Regions from separate parts of the Homo sapiens genome. Here all the other regions are linked to region 1. A link is an interaction called in ENCODE POLR2A ChIA-PET data of the cell type or tissue named here. Cell type or tissue: OCI-LY7. All regions are shown on one strand. Links, peaks and the distances in the headings refer to the core of each region. The heading gives the core; the rest is flanking DNA.

Region 1 (8,074 bases), core at 1-5,000:
CTGGCCATGGTGTCTGGGGAGGGGAGAGGCCCCTCTAAGACCAGCTCCCATCCCATCTCCCTCCCATTGGGGTATCAGCAGTTGGAGGATATGGATACCCTCAGGTGGCTCCGGGGTCCTGGACAGGGTCCACTCCAACCTGCTCACCCTCCCACTTGCACCATTTCCCAACATGAGGAAGGTCTTACATGGAATGCTGAATGCCTCCGAGACATATTGCTGCCTTCGTGTTGCTATGGAGACAGCAACAGTTTCTAAGACAAAGCCCTTCCTTCTGCCTCCTGGGAAACCTGGTCTTAACTGCAATGCTCATCCTAAGAGATGCGTGAAAACTGGGCATTGGCAGGAGCTCTGTTCTTCAGGCTCTTCCTCTACCAAGGAGTCGGGTAGGAGGCATTTCTTGTCCCCAGCCAAGTCAAGGGGGGATGTCAGAAAACGCAGGCTCTGGAGCAGAGCAAGCAGCCCACGTTCAGGTCGTGAGCCTGCCCCCTATTCCCTGTTCACGCCCAGGCCTTCATTGCAGAGTCTCGGTCAAGACTGAACGCCCTCCCAACTCTTCTCCCTTCCTCACGGCTGGGCATAGAGGTCTTGGGAATGAATGAGCCCTAGAGCAAATACCGAACAGCTCCTTTCAGCACCCACAACATCTGCCTTCTATGCATCTGCCAGCGAGAATCACCTGCTGCTATGAAGCAGGATGCTAGCTGGGCTTGGGGCCCTCACTCCTTGCCCAGCTGCTGAGGGGATGAGGAGGACAGGGCCGGCTTCTGATGGGAATTTTTGTTTTTGAGACAGGGTCTCAGTCTATTGCCCAGGCTGGAGTGAACTGGTGCAATCATAGCTCACTGTAGCCTCAAACTCCTGGGTTCAAGCAATCCTCCTGCCTCAGCCACCCCAGTAGCTGGAAATACAGACACGCCACAATGCCCAGCTAATCTTTAAAAATTTTTTGTAGACACAGGGTTTCGCCATGTTACCTAGGCTGGTCTCTAACTCCTGGGCTCAAGCGATCCTCCCACCTCAGCCTCTCAAAGCGCTGGAATTACAGGTGTGAACCACCATGCCCTGCCTCTGATGGGATTTTTCACCAAACAATCAGCCAGGAATCTAATGTCAGCTCTTTCCAGAGGAATTCAGAGCCTTGGAAACAGAGTGCAGGCCTCAAGCAAAGCTTAGATTTGGGATTCTGTCTCCCCATCCACCCCAAACAGGTAAAGGAGAGAGCTCCAAGCCTGCTGTGAAAGACTCTGGGAGGCAGGGCCCCACAGCACACCGGTAGCTGGCAGCATGCACCCTGCCAGACAAGGCAGAGGAGGGCAGTCCCCTTCCCGGAGGCCCATCCTGAGCCCACCCTTGGGCTCCACAGGGGCTCACCTCATGATGAAGTTGTGCCCGTCCACGTCCTGCCCATAGCCAGAGCCCCGCAGGTTGCCCGAGTTCCCCACCACGGCACAGCGCCGGCACTGGTGGGGGTCCCGGAAGCGGTAGGGGTTCTCGCCAGGCACTATCTGGAACAGCTTCTCCAGCACCTCATTGGTGTTGTGTGACTTGAACTGGGGCTGCAGCATCTGTGGAAGGGAGGGGAAGATGGGAAACGAGGAAGGGGAGAGGTGTGTGAAGAAGGAGGGGCCCCGGCCTCCCCTCCTCTGCCCTCACTATCCTGTGTCTGGGCACAGGCCTCTTTATCCAGGGCTCTGCCAGGGAACAGGGGTTCTTTCCTCTGGGCAGTGAGGGTCTCTCCCTCTCTCAACAACAGCAAAGTCCCCGGTTGTGAGTGAGTCTCAATGTCCAGAGATTGGGTGCCCTGCTAGTCACAGTTAGCTCTGATGCACTAGAAGGGGCTCAGGGATCAAGGTGCCTTTCACACATTCTCTGGGAACCTGCAGGCCTGGGCCACGGAGCAGAGCAGCCTCCTTCAGGGGATCCTTCCTGGTCAGCCTACAGGGGGCGCCCCTGGCACTCAGGCTGAGGACTGGGGTTGCAGAAGCCACGTCCAGGGTGACAGTCCAGCCACTCCCTGAGCCCCAGGGAAGGGCAGAGAGGCTGATAAATTCTTTCAGAGCCAGAATGGCTGGAATAAAACTGGTGTCCCCTCCTACCAGCGAGACCTGTACCAACCAACTAATGGTCAAAGACCATGAAACGAGGCAGCACCAACCAGATGCTTACAGGCCCAGCAAGTGCCACACAGGAGTGACATGGCAGGTAAGGTCCACAGCCAACAGATCTGAGCCCCGGCAAAGAGAGGCAACTTCAGCCAATTGCTGCCACGTGGGATCATGAGCCCAGAAGGGCCAAAGTTTCCCATTTTTCAAGACACACTGAAAATAAGGATTTCATATGAAACAAGAAAAATGAAATACTCTTTTTTTTTTTTTTTTGAGATAGAGTTTCACTCTTGTCGCCCAGGCTGGAGTGCAATGGCGCGATCTTGGCTCACCGCAACCTCCGCCTCCCGGGTTCAAGGGATTCTCCTGCCTCAGCCTCCCGAGTAGCTGCAATTACAGGCATGCTTCACCATACCCTACTAATTTTGTATTTTTAGTAGATATGGGGTTTCTTCATGTTGGTCAGGCTGGTCTCGAACTCCCAACCTCAGGTGATCTACCGCCTTGGCCTCCCAAGGTGGTGGGATTACTTTTACTCAAAAGTAAATTACTTTTACTCAAAGTGCTGGAATTATTTTTACTCAAAAAAAAAAAAAAAAACCCACATAAAAATAAAATAAAACATTATGTGGATGGAGCCATAACTTGATGGGTTTGTGGGTGAGCAGGGCCTGCTCAGGGGATGGGAGATTGATCTGTAGAGGGAGCTTGGCTCCAAGATGAGAATTCCTATATAAAAATTAGCCAGGCGTGGTGGCACGTGCCTGTAGTCCCAGCTACTCTGAAGCTGAGGTGGGAGGATCGCTCGAGCCTTGGGGATCAAGGATGCAGTGAGCCAAGACTGTGCCACTGCAAAGACAGTGAGAACCTGTATCAAAAAAAAGCTGTCACAGTAAGAGCCCACGGGGCTCCTAGTGGCCCCAGCTCTGCAGACCCTGGTCCTCGGGCACTCTTGACAGTCTAGGCTGGAAGGCAGGTTCTGTGACATCATTCTGATAAGCCTGATCACATGAGCTCATCCCTTGCAGCTTGGGAGCCTGCAGGGACTCAGTGCTGACATGGCTCCACCCATGACATGTGTGGCAACCAGATGGCCTGCAGAGCCTGGGGAGTGACACTCCAGAGCCTTGGGGCAAGGTAGAAGGAATTAAAAGTAGCAGAAAAGTGATGACTGGAAAGACAGGGAGGACCCCCCCAGCCCCACCCCTTCACCTCCCTTAGCCCCTGAGGGTTCTTTTCATTGCTTGTTTTTTTTTAACTCTAGAATCAGACAACACATTATTTCATAAAATAGATTAAGTAGTCCCTGCACGGCTTTCTTTTCTTTCTTTTTTTTTTTTTTTTGAGACGGAGTCTCACTTTGTTGCCCAGCTGGAGTGCAATGGTGCAATCTCGGCTCACTGCAACCTCCGCCTCCCAGGTTCAAGCGATTCTCCTGCCTCAGCCTCCTGAGTAGCTGGGATTACAGGCACGCACCACCATGCCTGGCTAATTTTTTTTCATTTTTAGTAGAGACGGGGTTTCACCACGTTGGTCAGGCTGGTCTCGAACTCCTGACCTCATGATCCGTCCGCCCTGTGCTCTCAAAGTGCTGAGATTACAGGCGTGAGCCACCATGACCGGCCTTCCCTACAAGGCTTTCTTATCCCAGCCCAGTAAAAAGTCTTCTAGCAGTTGTAAAGAACCAAGAAAGGGGCTCTGTTCTCATGGTATTTACAATTATTTTGGCTGGGCATGGTGGCTCACGCCTGTAATCCCAGCACTTTGGGAAGCTGAGGCGGGCAGATCATCTGAGGTCAGGAGTTTGAGATCAGCCTGGCCAACATGGTGAAACCCCGTCTGTACTAAAAATACAAAAAAATTAGCTGAGAGGGGTGGTGCATGCCTATAATTCCAGCTACTTGGGAGGCTGAGGCAGGAGAATCACTTGAACCTGGGAGGCAGAAGTTACAGTGAGCCATCACTGTGCCACTGCACTCCAGCCTGGGCGACAGAATGAGACTCCATCTCAAAAAACAAACAAACAAATAAAAAACAATTATTTTGAGCCAATGTTCATAAATTAGGATATTTAGTTTTAAAATCTGGATTTCTAGGTTTTCTTAAAAAAAAAACAAAAAACCCAGATCCAGCCTTGTGCAGCAACAACTGCTGGGGCCGAGGGGCGGCTGCCTCCTTCCTCTGGGGCAGGCCCCCCATGGCTGTACTCCTCACTGCCACCTGCTCCCTGTGTCCCTGCTGCCTGCCTGGTCCAGGAGGCATTTCTGGCCTATGCTCGGGTCCTACAGGCACTAGAAAATACTAGCCCCCTCCATCAGGTCAGTGCTTGCTCTGCCCTTCAGTAATCTGTGATCCTATAAATGGCTTGGTCAAACAGGCATTTTGTCAAGGCTCTGGGGGCCAGAAATCCAAGAGGGGGCTCTGAGTGGCTCTAAAACTGGGGGACAGATCCCTGGAAGGGAGCAGCAGCTCTTACCATCCACCACCTCTGGACGTCCGGTGGAAGATCCATGTTCTCTCGGGTCCAGACGGGGGAAATGTTACCGTCAAAGTGGCTGTCAAACCAGTCGGAGGCACCGGCATCGCCCATGCAGCGGCGACAGGCACAGCTCTTGCCCGAGAGCCTCTCCTTGCTGAGGCGCTGCAGGCCGGCATAGCCGGGCACCAGCTTCACCCGGTGCGTCCCATCCAGGGCCCCTGAGTCCAGGTAGGGGAGCGTGGCCATGCTGTGGTGCGAGTAGGTGAAGAGCAGGGACATGATGAACACCAGCAGGAAGGCCACGGAGAGGAACCACACCCGCAGGGAGCACTTCATGGTGCCGGCAGGCGGGTGACGGTCACCGTGGCCACTCTTTTCCCAGCCCGCTGAGGGGCCAGCCACGGCGTAGCCTGCCTATTCTGGCACCACATGCAAAGGGCATAGGGGCACGTGCTGCAGCAGGGGACAGTGGCAGGGGTCCCTTGCCACGCCCTCCCTCATGTAGGGAGAACACACGTTGGCAGGAGTGGCTGTCCTGTCCCTGAGTCAGGCGGGGCCCCTGCTTAGGGCTTCATCGGGTCTCTCCGTCACTAGCTAGGCCACAGAGGCTCTGCCTCTCCTGCCACCCTGGTGAGGGGGAGGTCAGTCCATTGCAGCCCTCTAGTCCCTTGGGATTGCTGGCTGCCAGCTCTAGGGGTCCCCCTCTTTGGCGGCTTGAAATAATCCAGTCTGGAGCAGTCGGGGTCCTTGTGGTTCATGAGCAGACAATGAGGCGGCCCCTCGTTCCCGGCAGCGGGGAAGCCCTAGAACTCCAATCACAACAGAGAGCACAGGGGCTTCAGGGGACTTGGGTTCCATGCAAGTGTTGTCCCACCTCCTGGCCCAAAACCTCTGCCAGAGGAGGGGAGCCAGACCCCAACCCTGAGAGGACAAAAACAGGAAGCTCTGTGAGTGTGGGAAAACTCCGCTGCAGAGATCGAGATCCTTTCCGCAGTAGGTCTTGCCCTTCTGCTTCCCATCTGAGGTGCTGGTCCCTTCTCCTGGTGGCCCCAGCCCCAGCTGCAGTTGCGTAGGGGTCGCAAAGCTCCTACTGTGGCTGTGGGGTCCTCTGGCGCTGGGAACAGCTGCTGTTCAGCGGGGCACTGTGTCCAATACCATCTGGGTCAGGCGAGCTTGTGCTGAGCTCCCTACCAGGGTCCAGGTCTCCTTCCTAATACTCCTGGCCCAGGTTCTGCCCATCCCCACTCCCCCGGGGCCAGCCTATCCTGCTGTGAGCTCACAGTAATCCCCTGGCAGGTTCCCCTTCACATGTCGGGCGCCAGGCTGCCGCAGCACGACCCTAGAATGGCAGAGAGGAGAAATAATGTGCGGATGAATCACACGGGCACCAGGCTTTGTCCCAGCCCCACCCCAAGCCCCAAAGCTAGCAGGAGAGGAGATGCCCACTTAATCAGAGGGTGGACATGACCAAGGGCTCTGCCCTCTAGCTGCACAGATAGCATCACTGTGTGGGACTCCAGGGCCTGGAGGACTAGATTAGCCCAGAGTCTTCACTTCTTAGCCAGAAGGTAAACGAGTCAAGTGATTTTCCCTAAGCCACATGCTTTCAGATTTAGAGAGTTCCTAGCCCAGCTATGTACAGTTAATTTCAGGTGAAAAGTCAGAGAAAACAGCCCAGAGAAGATTCCAGGGGACTATGGACACTGACTGCCCCCCACAGCACTCTCTGGAGCCTGTCAGTGCCTGCAGAGGCCTCTCCCAATCAGAAGGGAGGGCTGGCCGGTCTCTGACCGCCCCTCTTCTCTCGACTGTGGATTATCGATGAGGTATTGCTGGGTCCACTCAATGAACCATGAACAGTCCTGTCAGCTCCGCCGTTGGGGGAGAACCTGGCTGTGTCAGGAGGTGTGGTTGCTGGGCTTGGTCCTGCCCCCGGACAGCCCTGAGGGCAGTTGTCTACATCCATCTGTACATTATGGACAAAGTGAATGCCAGCGTCCCTGGTAGCACTGACAGCCTGAGGCCCCATGCTGCCCTTGCAGGCAAGAACAGGGAGAAAAGGCCACTTGTAGGCAGTTTGGGTCTCAGCCATAAGGAAAGGAGCTCAGATCCATGCCAAGCGTGAGGGAGCCACACCAGGTGAGAGGAACGCTGAGAAGGGAACCCCTGAGCACTGGCTGTGTGCCGTGGGAATCTTGCAAAGCTGGCTGCCTCGCCTCTCCCCAGCTCCCCTCCAAATCTGCCTAGCGGTGCTGCTGACCTAGCCCCTGGGCCTCTCAGTGCAGCCCTGTTCCCTGTCCTTGTTGAAGTCTCCAGCCCACTTTTGGGGTCTCCTGGCTGCTTCCAGCAGCTGCATACAAGGCCTCTCAGGCTCTGTGTTCAAGAAACGTAGCTGCCCCTCCATTTGTGGCCACAAAGCCAGCAGGGAATGGAACGAGCATATTGCAGTAAGGACATTATTCTGGGTGAGAAATGATGTTCACAAAAGTACAAGAACTTACCTAAGGTCACGACGTTGTGAGTGGAGGTGACTTTGGGATAGGCCATGGCACAGAAAGAAGGCTGTGGCCTCCCTGAACTACCCACGGCTCAAGGGTGAGAGGGAAGGAGATGTGGAGTTGGCTTCTCAGGGTCGAAAGTGAAGCCCCGCCCACAGGCCTCATCAGGGCTCCTGGCTCTAATCCACGGAGACCCCAGCAGCACTGGCTCAAAGGTGCTTCTTCCAATGTTCTGCTGTGCCCATTTAGCAGATCCCACTCTAGGCATGGCCTTGGCTGAACAGTCTGTAGATGGGAAGCCAGGTCCTTGTCTCCTCTCATTCTCCCTTTGCCTGCTGCATGCCCAACATCTAAGGACAGAACTCGAGTTCTTTCAGGGTCCCGCTCCCAGCTTCCTGTGACCTGAGGAGAGCCAGTCATGAGGCAGGTGGCCCTGGAAGACAGTGACTTTGCAGCTGATGGGAGCGAGAGGTCCTGCCTGGGGAGACCTGGTTTCTGGCTGGGCAGCCCCGCAGTGGCCACTGAAGGCGGGGGCTGGGCAGAGCTGGCACAGGAGGCTTCCAAAGGAAGCAACTCAATCAGGGAAGTCATTAACTCCTTGGGATTCTAGATCAACGCAGGGGGCACGCGAAGGAACTGCACTGCCTGTTAGGGAGGGGAAAATCCCTGGTTTTGACATGTCTGGAAAGAGCAGAGAAGTAGAGGAAAGAGCAGAGAAGTAGAGCATCTGGCAAAGGCCCTTGCTTTGGGAACCCCAGGTCCAGGTGTTACTGCAAATACAGGATGCTCAGCTTGTTGTGGTGAGGGCAAATGGAGCCATGGGGAGGAGCTAAAAAAAAAATCAAAGGCCCCCAAACATGCACTAAAAATCCCAAAAATGACCTGGCAATGACCCTCTCACAGTTCATTTCTACCTGTGCCCCTCAGCTGCCCACCACGTCATGGGCTTGCTCCCCTTCACAGCTACTCAGATCATTTTGTTAAGCCCA
Region 2 (8,074 bases), core at 1,518-6,517, 150 kb after region 1:
GATGGTGATCTTTGAGACTAATGAATATCCCTCTTCCTGAGACTAGTGAATATCCCTCTTCCCCGGCGTCTTTTCACCTGGTGGTTTTGGTGTGGATTCTTTGAATCATTTACTGCCATCTCTCCCCTCAATCCCCTGGATTATTTATTTGCTGTTAAATATTTATCTGTTCTGGGGTTGAACTTTAGGATTTAATTTAATGTAATATGTAGTACGTAAGATTCCAGCAATTTTAGAAAACCTTAGAAGAAATTTGGCAAGTTAAATTCTTCTTGTTAAGGGATAGGAAGTCACTAAGTTGATTAGACATTGAGCACCTAACTGTGCCAGGCACTGTATTTGGCTTTGCAATAACAAAGTCTAAAACTTCTTGCAGAGCAGAGCTTACTCGGTGGGAGAAATAGAAACTGTTGGAAACGTTAAAAAACGCAAGGCAGGTGCAGTGATGTGCCTCTGATCCCCAGCTACTTGAGAGGCTGAGGCGGGAGGATCCCTTGAGCCCAGGAGTTAGAGACCAGTCTGGGCAACATAGTGAGACCTTGTCTTTAAAAGAAAAAAAATTCAAAGTCATACCTAAGGAGGTGCCTTTTAGGAATCAGGCATTTGATGTAGAACAGGGTAATTTGGATGGAGCAGTGTTTCACAGCCTGAAATGATGACTCTTTAAAAAATTTCATGTCTCTTCTCTGACATTTTTCTCTGGACACAGTTTTTGCCTTATGAATCTGATCAGGCTGTAGAGTGGAATTGGGACTCTTTTGGTTACCCAGATTTTATTAGATATTTATATTAGAATTTTGAGCTGTGGGGTTCCAGTGCTCTGGCTGGCAGGACACTGTGGATCAAAGCTTGTGCCTTTAGGCCTTTAATGTCATTTGTAATCCCTATTGGTAAAGTGCTGAATTCCAGAACTAAGAAGTACCCATTTCTAAGACATTGATTGTGTTTTTGACTTTGCTAGAATGACCTGGATGACCCTGAAAGAGGAATGATTTTTGTCTGCTCTGCAACCCATAAAACCAAATCGATGTTCTTCTTTTTGGCTCAAACTGAGCAGGGAGATATCTTTAAGATCACTTTGGAGACAGATGAAGATATGGTAAGTAGACCATGGATGGACCAGTATAGCTACTCTATGAGATGAGATAGGCAAGACAGGTAATACTTTACAAGTTAAAAAAATGAGAACTTAGAAAGTAGTTGCCCTTGGAACCGGTATATGAGTATAGATTTTCTCTCTGGTTATCAGATTTTTGGTCTAGTAATCTTACATACAATATAAGAGCGGCAATGCCACTTGTAGTGATTATTTTTAGGTGAAGAAGATAGTGATTATTTTTGGTGTGAAGAAGATAAAGGTCTCTGTTTCTGCTGAAAACTGGTAATAAACATGATCTGTTACTTGTTTTATCCTATGGACGAGCTCTGTGAGTTGTTGGGCAATTTCTTAGATAGCTGTTTGGATCAGGAATTGGCAAACATTTTTTTGTAAAGGCCACATAGTAAATACTTGCAGCTTTTGTGAGCTACGTAGTCTCCGTCTCAATTACTCAACTCTGCCATTATAGTACAAGACAGCCACAGCCAGTAATGATTGGCATGACTGGCCCATGAGCCGGAGTTTGTTGACCCCTGGTCAGATATGAAATACAGTATTTTATTTGCTACTCAGCCTGTGCTGTCTTATAATACGGGGCTCACTTCACTTTGTTTGTACACCAGAATGTTTCTTTTCTCACCAGGTTACTGAGATCCGGCTCAAATATTTTGATACTGTACCCGTTGCTGCTGCCATGTGTGTGCTTAAAACAGGGTTCCTTTTTGTAGCATCAGAATTTGGAAACCAGTGAGTAATCCTTCTGTTACCCTAGTTCACCCTGGTTGGGATAAAAGTTGGCAGCAGAAGCTGGGTGCAGTGGCTCACGGCCATAATCCTAGCACTTTGGGAGGCTGAGGTGGGTGAATCACCTGAGGTAAGGAGTTGGAGACCAGCCTGGCCAACATGGTGAAACCCCATCTCTACCTAAAATACAAAAATTAGCTGGACATGGTGGCGGGCACCTGTAATCCCAGCTACCGGGGAGGCTGAGGCAGGAGAATCACTTGAATCTGGAAGGTGGAGATTGCAGTGAGCTGAGATCACGCCACTGCACTCCAGCCTGGGTAACAAGAGCGAAACTCTCTCTCAAAAAAAAAATAGTTGGCAGTAGGAAGGTGCGGCTTTGAGGCTTAGGGAGCTTTTCACAAGAATGTGTTAGTTCTTTCAAAAGAAGTTTGTTCTATCCTTGTAGAGTCTTTCTTTTTCTTACCTTCCTTTATTTTAGTGGCTTCGGGCAGTACCTCTGTAGGTATCTCCAGAACTATCTTTAGATTTGATGTCTCTTCTGAGCTTTTTGCTGAATATTTCATCAAATAAATTTTTTTTTTTTTTTGAAGTGGAGTTTTGCCCTTGTTGCCCAGACTGGAGTGCAATGGTGTGATCTCGGCTCACCGCAACCTCTGCCTCCCAGGTTCAAGCAATTCTCCTGCCTCAGACTCCTGAGTTGCTGGGATTGCAGGCATGCGTCACTATGCCCAGCTCATTTTGTACTTTTAGTAGAGACAGGGTTTCTCCATGTTAGTCAGGCTGGTCTCGAACTTCCGACCTCAGGTGATCGCCTGCCTCGACCTCCCAAAGTGGTTGGATTACAGGCGTGAGCCACTGCGCCCAGCAGTACTTAAATATTTCAATAAGTATTTATTTGATGAAATGGCCAGGCGCGGTGGCTCACGCCTGTAATCCAAGCACTTTGGGAGGTTGAGGCGGGCGGATCACCTGAGGTCGGGAGTTCGAGACCAGCCTGACCAACATGGAGAAACCCTGTCTCTACTAAAAGTACAAAATGAGCTGGTCTCAAACCAGCTGGCCAAGCTGGTCTCAAACTCCTGACCTCAAGTGATCCATCCACCTTGGCCTTCCCGAAGTGTTGGGACTACAGGCGTGTGCCACCGTGCCCAGCCGAGCCTTCTTAGCTTTTTGGGGTTTTTTTTGGTTGTTTGTTTGTTTAAGACAGAGTCTTACTCTGTTTCCCAGGATGCTGGAGTGCAGGGGTGCAATCTCGGCTCACTGCATCCTCGACCTCCCAGGCTCAAGGTGATCCTTCCATCTCAGCCTCCCAAGTAGCTGGGACTATTAGCAAGGTGCATGCCTGGCTAATATATGTATTTCTTGTAAAGTCTCAAACTTCTGGACTTAAGCAATCCAAGCAATCCACCTGCCTCAGTCTCCCAATGTGCTGAGATTACAGGCTTGAGCCATAGCGCCTGGCTGATATTTGTCCCTTTGTGTCTAGCTCATTTTACTTGGCATAATATTTAGAAAATTCATGTTTAAAAAAAAAAAGAAAGAAAAAGATTCATGTTTTGGTAGCCTGTATCAGAGCTTCGTTCCTTTTTGTGGCGGAATAACTCATTGTATGTACATACTGCATTTTGTTTACCCATTCTGCTGATGTACACTTGGATTGTTTCTACCTTTCACTATTGGGAACAATGCTGTGGTAGATGTTGCTGTGCTAATACCTATTTGATTCCCCATTTTTAATTTTTTTGGGTATATATGTAGGAGTGGAATTACTGGGTCATGGTAATTCTGTGTTTAACTTTTTGAGAAACCACCAAACTTTCTCATAGCAGCCACACCATTTTACATTCCCAACAGCAGTATATGAGGGTTCCAGTTTCTCCACATCCTTGCCAACTTGTTTTCCACGTTTGTGATTATAGCCATCCTGCTAAGTATGCAGTGGTGGTATGAAGTGGTAGCTCATTGTGGTTTGCCTTTCCCCGGTGATGAGTGATGTTGAGCATCTTTTTGTGTTTATTGGCCATTTGTGTATCTTTGGAGAAATGTCTATTCAAATCCCATTGCCCATTTTTTAAGAGTTGTCTTTTTATTTTTGAGTTCTCTATGTGTTCTGGGTACTAGACCCTTGTCAGAAATACGATTTGCAAATATTTTCTCTCATTTTGTGGGTTGTCATCTTTCTTCCTTTGATGCACAAAAGTTTTAAATTTTGATAAAGTCCAGTTTATCTGTATTTTCTTTGTTGCTTGTGCTATAAATAAAATACTCACTGCACTTCCCAGATCTTTTCCCTGAATTGTTTTGAAACAAATCCTAGCTGTCGTACTTAGTGATAACACCTAAAAATAATAACAATAGTATCTTAATATAATCAAATAGCTTGTGCTTTATGTTGATGCCAGACATTATCGTCAGGCAGAGAACTCGTTACCGAAAGTTTCTCTCCTCTGCTTCTTCCCAGTTACTTATATCAAATTGCACATCTTGGAGATGATGATGAAGAACCTGAGTTTTCATCAGCCATGCCTCTGGAAGAAGGAGACACATTCTTTTTTCAGCCAAGACCACTTAAAAACCTTGTGCTGGTTGATGAGTTGGACAGCCTCTCTCCCATTCTGTTTTGCCAGGTTGGTGGGCCTTTCCAGCCCCTTCCACAATAGATCTAAAGTTAAACTGAGGTCTAGTCTAAGAAATAGCTTTATTAGTATTTCCATGAACTCGCCAGTGTGTAAAGCAGTTAGAGGTAGAAGTTTGAGCACAAAAAACCATTAATAAGTCCTCGGGCTTTTTTTCCCATAATGACAAAACTCACGTTTAATGTAAAAATGCAGATCATATTCCTGTACAGCTTGCAGGGGAGGAAAAAATCAGACCATACAAGAAGTGAGAAGTAAAAGTCCTCCCCGTAATCTTCTCACCTGTCCGCTCCATTGAGCCATATTGCTTGTATTAACAACTTCTTGTGACTGCTTCTAGGTGTTTTCTCTGCATTTACAATCATGTATATGTTTATGTGTTATATCTTTTTCTTTTTAAAATAAGTGGATTCATATACTCCACAGTATTCTGTGGTTGACCTCTTGTCATGTAACAGTCTACATATAGCTGTATTTATTTAATTTTACCACAGTTCCTCTTTAAAATAGTTCTGAGACATTGGGATCAGTTGGTAACAGGTAGTTTTGAATCACATTCTCAAGGAGGAACCTGAAGTGGCTCAGAATGGAGTTTGTGTCTCTCATTGCTGGTGCTCAGTTGTGACAGCCAGGAATTTGATCATGTTGCTGCATCCTCAATTGTCAGGGTTTGAGTGACCATTAGGGACCACCTGTGTAGTTGATCACACTTCTGATGGGAGAGGAGTTTGTTCACTGGGTACTGGGGAAACAAGTCAGCATTCAGACAGGTTTAATTAAACCCATCTGAAATTAATTGCTTTGTTCTTCCTTTCTGAGAAACGATTAGTCTTGAGGGCAACAGAAAATAAATGTGACTAATTTCTTTTTTTTTCTTTTTTTTTTCTTTTTTTTTTGAGATGGAGTCTCGCTCTGTTGCCCAGGCTGGAGTGCAGTGGCGTGATCTCGGCTCACTGCAAGTTCCGCCTCCCAGGTTCACGCCATTCTCCTGCCTTAGCCTCCCTAGTAGCTGGGACTACAAGCGCCCGCCACCATGCCCAGCTAATTTTTTGTATTTTTAGTAGAGACAGGGTTTCACTGTTAACTAGCCAGGATGGTCTCGATATTCTGACCTCGTGATCCGCCTGCCTTGGTCTCCCAAAGTGCTGGGATTATAGGTGTGAGCCACCACGCCCGGCCAAGTGTGACTAATTTCTAATTTGATTTTTAGTGATTTTTTTCACCTTCATTGGAATTTGAATAAATAATGTGTGTAAATAGTTTATTCATCAAGAATAAAATTAGCCAGGCATGGTGGCTCATGCTTGTAATCCCAGCACTTTGGGAGGCCGAGGTGGGCAGATCACCTGAGGTTGGGAGTTTGAGACCAGCCTGACCAACATGGAGAAACCCTGTCTCTACTAAAAGAAATACAAAATTAGCCAGGCATGGTGGCGCATGCCTGTAATCGCAGCTACTTAGGAGGCCGAGGCAAGAGAATCGCTTGAACTTGGGAGGCAGAGGTTGCGGTGAGCTGAGATCACACCATTGTACTCCAGCCTGGGTAACGAGCGAAACCCCGTCTCAAAAAAGAAAAAAAAAAGGCCGGTCACGATGGCTTACACCTGTAATCCCAGCACTTTGGGAGGCCGAGGCGGGTAGATGACCTGAGGTCAGGAATTTGAGACTGTCCTGGCCAACACGGTGAAACCCCGTCTCTACTAAAAATAAAAAAACTAGCAGGGCATGGTGGTGGGTGCTTGTAATCCCAGCTACTTGGGAGGTCGAGGCAGGAGAATCGCTTGAACCCAGGAGATGGAGGTTGCAGTGAGCTTACACAGTGCCACTGTACTCTAACCTCGGTGACAGAGTGAGACTCTGTCTTAAAAAAAAATAAAATAAATAAAATGAATGGGAAGTTAAAGTGTGTATAGCAGGGCTTCTTAACATTTCTTTCTGCCATGGATCTTTTTGCTAGCCAAAGCATCTGGATCCGATCTGAATAATGTTTTACTGTTTTTTTGTGTTTTTTTTTTTAATTTTTTTTTGAGACAAGAGTCTCACTCTGTTACCCAGGCTAGAGTGCAGTGGCACAGTTACGACTCACTGTAGCCTCAGCCTCCTGGGCTGAAGCGATTTTCCCACCTCCGCCTCCTCAGTAGCTGGGACTATAGACACAAGCCACCATACCCAGCTAATGAATGATATTTTTAAATGCATATGAAAATATGCATAGAATCAGAATAGCAAAATATTTTTTAAAGTTGTGGAAAACAGATGTGCTTTACTGAGGTTTTATAAATAATAAGATGATACACTTAAAATGGGTGTGTTAATTTTTTTTAGGAGACTGGTGTGATGGCTGTATACCCTCAGTACTCACATGTGCGTCTGTGTTACAGTAGACTCCATTGCTCTGCAGAGAGAGTAAAGAATTTTCATTTGAACTGTCCAGTTTGTCAAAACTACAATACAGATCATTCACCTCTTTTCACATATTGATCAGCAGATAATTGTATTGGAAAGCAGCTGGATGTCTGGGATACTAGAGAATCAGAGTTGTGTTTGAAAACAGCACTGGAGACATTTTTTCCTCTAACTTTTTCTCTGTGCAGATAGCTGATCTGGCCAATGAAGATACTCCACAGTTGTATGTGGCCTGTGGTAGGGGACCCCGATCATCTCTGAGAGTCCTAAGACATGGACTTGAGGTAAGGTTGCAATTTCTAGATAATCTGCAGGGTTTGGAGGGAAGCACTGACAAAGTAGTTTATGGGTTTACTCTGATGTTGTCAAAGACATAGTTAAGGTGTCTGTGAAAAAGTATGTTCTTTCTCCCTGACTTCCCCGAAGTTTATACTTCAGATTTTCTTTCTTTTTGTCTCCAAAACAGGGTCTCACTGTGTTGCCCAGGCTGGTGTGCAATGACATGATCTTGGCTCACTGCAGCCTTGACCTCTTGAGCTCAAGTGATTATTCTGCCTCAGCCTCCCAAAGTGTTGCTTACAGGTGTAAGCCACTGTGCCCAGCCTGTGCTTTTTTCTATTCCTCAACTTGTTAGCATGATAGCCCACATGGTCACTAGTCATGACATGGAGGCTAGGAAATCTATATGGAACATTTCACTCTCTGTATACATCTAGTCTTAGTTAAATCAACTATATCAATGCTATATATATTTTTGTATCTTATTAAATTTATTCCTTATTACTATATACTCCTAAATAGCATACTTTTTATTTATTTATTCATTTATTTTTGAGATGGGGTCCCACTCTGTCTCCCATGCTGGAGTGCAGTGGCTCCATCATGGCTCACTGCAGCCTTGACCTTCCTGGGATCAGGTGATCCTCCCACCTCAGCCTCCTGAATAACTGGGGACTGCAGGCACGTGCCACAACACCCAGCTAATTTTTGTACTTTTTGTAGAGACAGAGTCTTATCATGTTTCCCTGGCTGGTCTTGACCTCCTGGGGTCAAGCAATCTGCCTGCCTTGGCTTCCCAAAGTGCTGGGATCACAGCCGTGAGCCACCGCACCTGGCCAAGTAGCATAATTTTTAGTGTTTCTGCAATGTTTCACCAAAGTGGGTAGATCATAATTTATTTAGTGAA
Region 3 (8,074 bases), core at 1,683-6,682, 81 kb before region 1:
TGAAACCCCATCTCTTAAAAAAAAAGAAAATACAAAAAATTAGCCGGGCGTGGTGGCGGGCGCCTGTAGTCTCAGCTGCTCGGGAGGCTGAGGCAGTAGAATGGCGTGAACCCGGAAGGCAGAGCTTGCAGTGAGCTGAGATCGCGCCCCTACACTCCAGTCCAGGTGACAGAGCAAGACTCTGTCTCAAAAAACAAACAAACAAAAAATTTACGACTAGAGCACTTACTTTGCTCTGTACTACATCCAAAGGCCAAAAATAGAAATATGCTACTCTGGGCACATTTCCTGTGGGGTAGCCCTGCTCCTCAAGGAGCAGTAGAAAACGAAATAGGCCCTGTCAGGAAGGTATTTGCATTCTAATAGAGGAGATAAGACCTGCTAGGATATCCCTAATATACAGTATTTGATCAAAGTCTTAGTAATTATTCTTTGAAATGTCTCTTTCCTTTCTATTTCCACTTCAGCCCAGTGGGTATTTTAATTACACAGTGTGCCACAATGCTTCAGGCTGTTCCCAACTACAGTATCAGACACCAGCAAAAGGTGACTTGAATGTGAGGCTGCACATCAGCATACTGTGGTCTTACGGCTCTAACGTATCCTGCAGTATGACTGATTCCTACCCACAGATGCTTTTCTTTTCTTTTCTTTTCTTTTTTTTTTTGTGAGACGGAGTTTCACTCTGTTGCCAGGCTGGGGTGTAGTGGCGTGATCTTGGCTCACTGCAACCTCCGCCTCCTGGGTTCAAGCGATTCTCCTGCCTCAGCCTCCCAAGTAGCTGGCACTACAGGCATGCACCGCCACGCCCAGCTAATTTTTGTATTTTTGGTAGAGACGGGGTTTCACCATGTTGGCCAGGATGGTCTCGATCTCTTGACCTCGTGATCTGCCTGCCTGAGCCTCCCAAAGTGTTGGGATTACAGGCGCGAGCCACCGCACCTGGCTTTACAGATGCTTTTCATCACAGTCCTCCCTTCCCAGTGTTCTCCAAAGTATGACTGCATTTTTCAAAATCTCTTTAAATTTCCTCTTGTTTGAAATATGATTTGGAATGCAGCGATTCCCCCCCACACACAAAAGAAATATGAGAGAATGACAACTCTAATGATATTCTACAAAGAGAGAAAGTTTATAATCAGGGCATTAAGCAAACTCACAAATTACAATTCTCTCACAGAATTTTAAGTAGAAGGTACAGATTTGGAGCATTTTTTTCCACCGATGTATTTACGGGAAATTTTGTTTATTCTCATCAGACATTTAGTAAACGGAACAACCCAATGAATTGGTCCTAATGAATATACCTTGAGAATGGCTATTTTATCCCCAGCTTCATTAGGGAGGCTCTGTTGATTCCAAATCTTTTTAAGTGCTTTTCCTGACACTTTCCCCCTCCCCCATATTCTCCATTTAGTTGAGCAACTTGCATCTTAAGGAAGAGAAAATCAAACCAGATACCAATGGTAAGTAACTAATAGCTAGTTTGAAAACAAATGTGATTTCCTTCAGTATTTTTGTTTTGGCATAACAACTGTCTGGAAAAAAATTTGTATTTGTACCAGGCAGGGCATTGGCAGATACTGGTACCATTTGATTTGTAAATCAACAAACTGGATTGTATGACCAAAGTGTTTTTATTTATTTTTTTGTTTCTGTTTACTTTTTAAGAGACAGGGTCTTGCTCTGTTGCCCAGGCTGGAGTGCAGTGGTTCAATCATGGTTCACTGGAGCCTCAACCTCCCAGACTCAAGTGATCCTCCACCTCAGCCTCCTGAGTAGCTGGGACTACAGGCACAACCCACTACGCCCAACTAATTTTTATTTTTTATTTTTTATTTTTTTGAGACAGAGTCTCGCTCTGTTGCCCAGGCTGGAGTGCAGTGGCTCGATCTCGGCTCACTGTAAGCTCCACCTCCCGGCTTCACACCATTCTCCTGCCTCAGCCTCCCGGGTAGCTGGGACTACAGGCACCTGCCACCACGCCTGGCTAATGTTTTGTATTTTTAGTAGAGATGGGGTTTCACTGTGTTAGCCAGGATGGTCTCAATCTCCTGACCTCATGATCCACCGGCCTTGGCCTCCCAAAGTGCTGGGATTATAGGTGTGAGCCACTGTGCCCAGGTATTTTTGTTTTTTTATAGAGATGAGGACTCCCTGTGTTGCCCAGGTTGGTTTCTAACTCCTAGGCTCAAGCAGTCCTCCCGCCTCAGCCTCCCAAAGTGCTGGGATTACAGGAGTGAGATATTACACCTGGTTTCAAAGTGTTTTTAATACAAGAATGAGGATTGCACACTGATAGCAAGGGTGTGGGGGGAACAAAGAATGAGGCTACTTAAGTGGGACTAATTACTAACCATCGGACTACATTGACAAAGACTAATTTTTTTCTTAATGTTCTCAATTTGGGATGAGATAGACAAAGTATGAGCAATCTGACAGTTTACCTATCCTAATTATTCTGAAATCATATTTATCCAAAGTTAAGATTTCCATTAAATTATTGTTGATGTACTTAATATTACAGGAAGGAAATGTAACATTTGCCTTTCTCAAAATTCACTTAAATCTTTTTTGTATGATTTTATATAACCACAGTATCATTCGACTATAAATTTATATTAATCAATTTATAGGCCGGGTGTGGTGGCTCACACCTGTAATCCCAGCACTTTGGGAAGCCAAGGCTGGCGGATAACCTGAGGTCAGGAGTTTGAAACCAGCCTGACTAACATGGTGAAACCCCATCTCTACTAAAAATACAAACATTTGCCAGGTGTGGTGGTGCACCCCTGTAATCCCAGCTACTCAGGATACTGAAACAGTGGAATCTCTTGAACCTGGGAGGCAGAGGTTGCAGTGAGCTGAGATCGCACCACTGCACTCCAGGCTGGGTAAGAGTGAGACTGCATCTCAAAAAAAGAAAAAAAAAATTTATATGCATGAATTTTTTTTGTTGGTCTTACTGCTCATTTGTTATATACATGAATTTTAATGGCATTATTGTGTTCACCTATTGATAAAATACGATTTGCATAGATATTCCTCTGTTGAGCATCAAGGTGGTTTCTGATCACTAATTGCTCTAATCTTTCTATAATATTTAAGAAGTATTGATTCAATGAGGGAAATAACAGGTTTTGAGGTACGGAGAGGAGACCTAGAATAGGAAAGAATATGAGCAACAGAGGCCGGGCGCGGTAGCTCACGCCTGTAATCCCAGCACTTTGGGAGGCCAAGGCAGGCGGATCACGAGGTCAAGAGATCAAGACCAGCCTGGCTAACATGGTGAAACCCTGTCTCTACTAAAAATACAAAAAAAATTAGCTGGGCGTGGTGGCGGGTGCCTGTAATCCCAGCTACTCGGGAGGCTGAGGCAAGAGAATGGCGTGAACCTGGGAGGCAGAGCTTGTAGTGAGTTGAGATCGCACCACTGCACTCCAGCCTGGGCGACAGAGCGAGACTCCATCTCAAAAATAAATAAATAATAAAATAAATATCTATCTATATATATATATATGTGAGCAACAGTGTTTTACACCTTTGTTTATTTAGGGACAATAAAATGTTTTTATCAGCGGCTCGGTTTCCTCATTTATTTTTTGCTCCCCAGGCCTTTACAAAAACTTCTAGTGTCATAGAATTTGAATTGTCTCAACTGTTGGGTATGGGATGCGATTTTGAATGATGGCCACTTTGTGTCTATAAAGGTGCTGTTGTCAAGACCAATGCCAATGCAGAGAAGACAGATGAAGAAGAGAAAGGTAACACAGCCGTGGAGCTTTATATAATAACAAGCTTCTACATTCTAAGAAAGTGGATTGTTATGAGGCTTCATTTTTATACCCAGTTTGGCTTGACTTTAATAGGCGATACAGTGCTAGCATAAAGGTTCAATATAGGGGCCGGGCACGGTGGCTTACACCTGTAATCCCAGCACTTTGGGAGGCCGAGGTGGGCAGATCACGAGGTCAGGAGATCGAGACCATCCTGGCTAACACGGTGAAAACCCGTCTCCACTAAAAATACAAAAAAAAAAAAAAAAATTAGCCGGGCATGGTGGCAGACGCCTGTAGTCCCAGCTACTTGGGATGCTGAGGCAGAAGAATGGCATGAACCCGGGAAGCAGAGCTTGCCATGAGCCGAGATCGAGCCACTGCACTCTAGCCTGGGCGAAAGAGCGAGACTCTGTCTCAAAAAAAAAAAAAAAAAAAAGTTCAATATAAATAGTCAGTAGGTGAAGGAGTTCTAATGGTTTACGTTTAGAGAAATTTTACATTTAACAACTGAACAGTTGAATAGGGCATTATAAAAAATTTTCAGTTGCATCTCTATTGTCCAGTAAAATTAAGCTTAATGTTATTTTGACACATTTGACATGGATGACGAGACCAACTTGTCCAATATTAAGGTACAGACTTTGTTAATTCCTGTTTTTTTTTTTATTGTTGTGATTGCTACATTAATTACTTTAGGTTTATATATAGTACAAATTGGGGAGTAAATATGTGGGTCTGGATAGGAGGAATAGATAACTGCAGGAAAAGAGGGCTGTTAGAATAGAGTCTGGAAAAGAATATGAGGCCTAAATGGGTGATGTATCATAACTTTTTTCTTTAATAAAACTATTTTAATTTATAAGTCAAAACTATGACGTACCTTGAATTTGAATGTTCAGTACATTATTATTTAAAATACAAATGGCAGTTGAATTAGAGTAAACGCCTGGTAGGTTTCAAGGACTTTTTAAAATTCTTTGCTTTCTTTTTCCTGACAGAGGACAGAGCTGCCCAGTCCTTACTCAACAAGCTGATCAGAAGCAACCTTGTTGATAACACAAACCAAGTGGAAGTCCTGCAGCGGGATCCAAACTCCCCTCTGTACTCGGTGAAGTCTTTTGAAGAGCTTCGGCTGTGAGTATTTATTCACCTTCTGACTCTTCCCCTTTGCACTGAAATAGAGATCCTAGGTCTGTTATAGATATCTTTTGACCACAACAGAGCAGTTTTAGCTAACCAAGTTTTTTTTTTTTTTTCGAGACAGAGTCTCACTCTGTTGCCCAGGCTGGAGTGCAGTAGCGCGATCTCGGCTCACTGCAACCTCCGCCTCCTGGGTTCGAGTGATTCTCCTGCCTCAGCCTCCCAAGTAGCTGAGATTACAGGTGCACACCACCACGCCTGGCTACTTTTTGTATTTGTAGTAGAGATGGGGTTTCACTATGTTGGCCAGGCTGATCTTGATCTCCTGAACTCATGATCCACTTGCCTCGGCCTCCCAAAGCGCTGAGATTACAGGCATGAGCCACCGCACCCAGCTGCTAACCAAGTTTTATAAAAGAATTTAGCTGGGTGCCGTAGTGCACACCTGTAATCCCAGCACTTTTGGAGGCCAAGGTGAGAGGATCACTTGAGGCCAGGAGTTGCAGACCAGCCTGGGCAACATAGCGAGACCAGACTCCATCTAAAAAATATACATAAATACTGTAGATGCTTTGGGATATTTAGTAAAATTTCCAGATGATGGATAAAAGCTTTAGCTGTACTAACATGTATTCAGTTCACCACAGCTCAATTATTGTTGATTACAAACTATGTGTAGGCCAGGCATAGTGGCTCATGCCTGTAATCCCAGCACTTTGAGAGGCTAAGGCCGGCAGACCACTTGAGGTCAGGAGTTCAAGACCAGCGTGGCCAACATGGTGAAACCCTGTCTCTACTGAAAATACAAAAATTAGTCCAGGCACGGTGGCTCACGCCTGTAATCCCAGGACTTTGGGAGGCTGAGGCAGGTAGATCACGAGGTCCAGAGATTGAGATCATCCTGGCTAACATGGTGAAACCCCATCTCTACTAAAAATACAAAAAAAATTAGCAGGGCATGTTGGCGGGTGCCTGTAGTACCAGGTACTCAGGAGGTTGAGGTAGGAGAATGGCGTGAACCTGGGAGACGGAGGTTGCAGTGAGCCGAGATCGCGCCACTGCACTCCAGCCTGGGTGACAGAGCGAGACTCTGTCTCAAAAAAAAAAAAAAAAAAAAAAAATTAGCGGGGCATGGTGCCATGTACCTGTAATCCCAGCTATTCGCGAGGCTGAGGCACGAGAATTGCTTGAACCCGGAAGGTGGATGTTGCAGTGAGCCGAGACTGCACCTTTGCACTGCAGCCTGGGCAATAGATCGAGACTCTGCTCAAAAACAAACAAACAAAAAACTATGTGTAAACAGTAAAAGAGAAAAATCCTCCAGATATTTTGCTGCTTTCCTCAACCAAAGAGACTGTGACTTTCATCTTTAACTGTTTTTCTAGGAAACCACAGCTTCTCCAAGGAGTCTATGCCATGGGTTTCAATCGTCCATCCAAGATACAAGAGAACGCATTGCCACTGATGCTTGCTGAGCCGTATGTGTCCTATTACAACTCCATTTCATTTTAGATTTTCTATTTTTGAAAACTATTATTATTTTCACAGGCCAGCAAGGTGGCTTATGCCTATAATCCCAGCAACCTGAGAGGCAAGGCAGGAGGATCGTTTCAGGCCAGGAGTTCAAGACCAGCCTGGGCGATGTAGCAAGACCCTGTCTCAACAAAAAAAAAAACGTTATAAACTTGGCCAGGCATGGTGGCATGCAGCTGTAGTCCCAGCTACTCAGGAGGCTGAGGCAGGAGGATCACTTGAGCCCAGGAGTTTGAGGTTGCAGTGAACCATGATCATACCATTGTACTCCATTCTGGGCAACAAAGAAAGACCCTGTCTCGAAAGAGAAAAAGAGGAGGCTGAGGCACAAGATTTGCTTGAACCCGGGAGGCAGAGGTTGCAGTGAGCCGAGATCATGTCACTGCACTCCAGCCTGGGTGACAGAGCGAGACTTTGTCTCAAAAAAAAAAAAAAAAAAGTCAAGGGGGCCAGGTGCAGTGGCTCATGCCTGTAATCCCAACACTTTGGGAGGCCAAGGCAGGAGGATCTCTTGAGGTCAAGTGTTCGAGACCAGCCTGGCCAACATGATGAAACCCGACTCTACTAAAAAAATACAAAAGTTAGCCAGGTGTCATGGTGTGCTCCTGTAGTCCCAGCTACTCGGGAAGCTGAGGCACGAGAATCGCTTGAACCCCGGAGGTGGAGGCTACAGGGAGCTGAGATCACACCAGTGCACTCCAGCCTGGGCAACAGAGTGAGACTCCATCTCAAAAATGCAAAAAAAAAAAAGAAAAGAAAAAAAATCATCTGTAATCTCCCTCTCCCCACATTATTAACATTTTGGAGTGGAGACTTCTAGACTTTTCTCTATGTAAACATATAACTTTTAAAAAAGTTGACATATATGACCGGGGTGGTGGCTCATGCCTATAATCCCAGCACTTTGGGAGGCCGAGGCAGGTGGATCACCTGACGTCAGGAGTTTGAGACCAGGCTGACCAACATGGCTAAACCCTGTCTCTACTAAAAATACAAAAAAAAAATTAGCTGGTGTGGTGGCAGGCGCCTGTAAACCCAGCTACTTGGGAGGCTGAGGCAGGAGAATCGGTTGAACCTGGGAGGCAGGGGTTACAGTGAGCTGAGATCATGCCATTGCACTCCAGCCTGGGCAACAAAAGCAAAACTCCATCTCAAAAAAAAAAAAAAAAGTTGACATATGGCCGGGAGCAGTGGCTCATGCCTGTAATCCCAGCACTTTGGGAGGCCTAGCCAGGTGGATCACAAGCTCCGGAGATCGAGACCATCCTGGCTAACACGGTGAAACCCCATCTCTACTAAAAATACAAAAAATTAGCTGGGCGTGGTGGTGGGCGCCTGTGGTCCCAGCTACATGGGAGGCTGAGGCAGGAGAATGGCATGAACCTGGGAGGCGGAGCTTGCAGTGAGCCGAGATCACGCCACTGCACTCCAGCCTGGGCAACAGAGCGAGACTCCATCTCAAACAAACAAACAAAAAAAGGTGACATATAAATAATGTTTTACATGCTGTGTTTTTTAATTATATGATCATCTTCCTATGTTGGTAAATATAAGTTTATATCGTATATGCACCATGATTTCATTGTATTGATATATAAAAGCTATTGTGTCAAATATAATAG

The links. ChIA-PET counts read pairs that join two places held together with the same protein. Peaks named below come from ENCODE experiments on the same cell type or tissue, not always from the same donor. Only the 100,000 strongest peaks of a DNase experiment are listed, where the experiment ranks them.
Region 2: POLR2A ChIA-PET joins it to region 1 with 5 read pairs; 8 of 35 experiments call an interaction of 5 or more read pairs at or near these places.
Region 3: POLR2A ChIA-PET joins it to region 1 with 7 read pairs; 5 of 35 experiments call an interaction of 5 or more read pairs at or near these places.

The regions. Positions count from the first base shown.
Region 1 is chr16:70,393,608-70,401,681 of GRCh38, forward strand. ST3GAL2 (ST3 beta-galactoside alpha-2,3-sialyltransferase 2) reads right to left here. Exons shown (of 7, transcript NM_006927.4): 2 at 4,585-5,926; 3 at 1,375-1,568. The coding sequence starts at 4,923. Among named protein-coding and RNA genes, the nearest start is that of ST3GAL2, 41 kb to the right of the region's middle. In OCI-LY7, for the core only: CTCF peaks have their summits at 1,949 (motif pointing right) and 2,149; a DNase peak (open chromatin) is centred at 1,944; H3K27ac peaks cover 422 bases.
Region 2 is chr16:70,537,362-70,545,435 of GRCh38, forward strand. SF3B3 (splicing factor 3b subunit 3) reads left to right here. Exons shown (of 26, transcript NM_012426.5): 7 at 962-1,099; 8 at 1,743-1,846; 9 at 4,308-4,473; 10 at 7,077-7,172. It overlaps SNORD111 (small nucleolar RNA, C/D box 111), which reads left to right and starts at 644; the gene lies at 644-737. In OCI-LY7, for the core only: no CTCF peak of the experiment used is centred there; no DNase peak of the experiment used is centred there.
Region 3 is chr16:70,311,192-70,319,265 of GRCh38, forward strand. DDX19B (DEAD-box helicase 19B) reads left to right here. Exons shown (of 12, transcript NM_007242.7): 2 at 1,418-1,466; 3 at 3,711-3,764; 4 at 4,778-4,913; 5 at 6,305-6,397. DDX19A-DT (DDX19A divergent transcript) reads right to left here. Exons shown (of 5, transcript NR_039997.1): 4 at 6,065-6,182; 5 at 4,449-4,951. Among named protein-coding and RNA genes, the nearest start is that of DDX19B, 16 kb to the left of the region's middle. In OCI-LY7, for the core only: no CTCF peak of the experiment used is centred there; no DNase peak of the experiment used is centred there.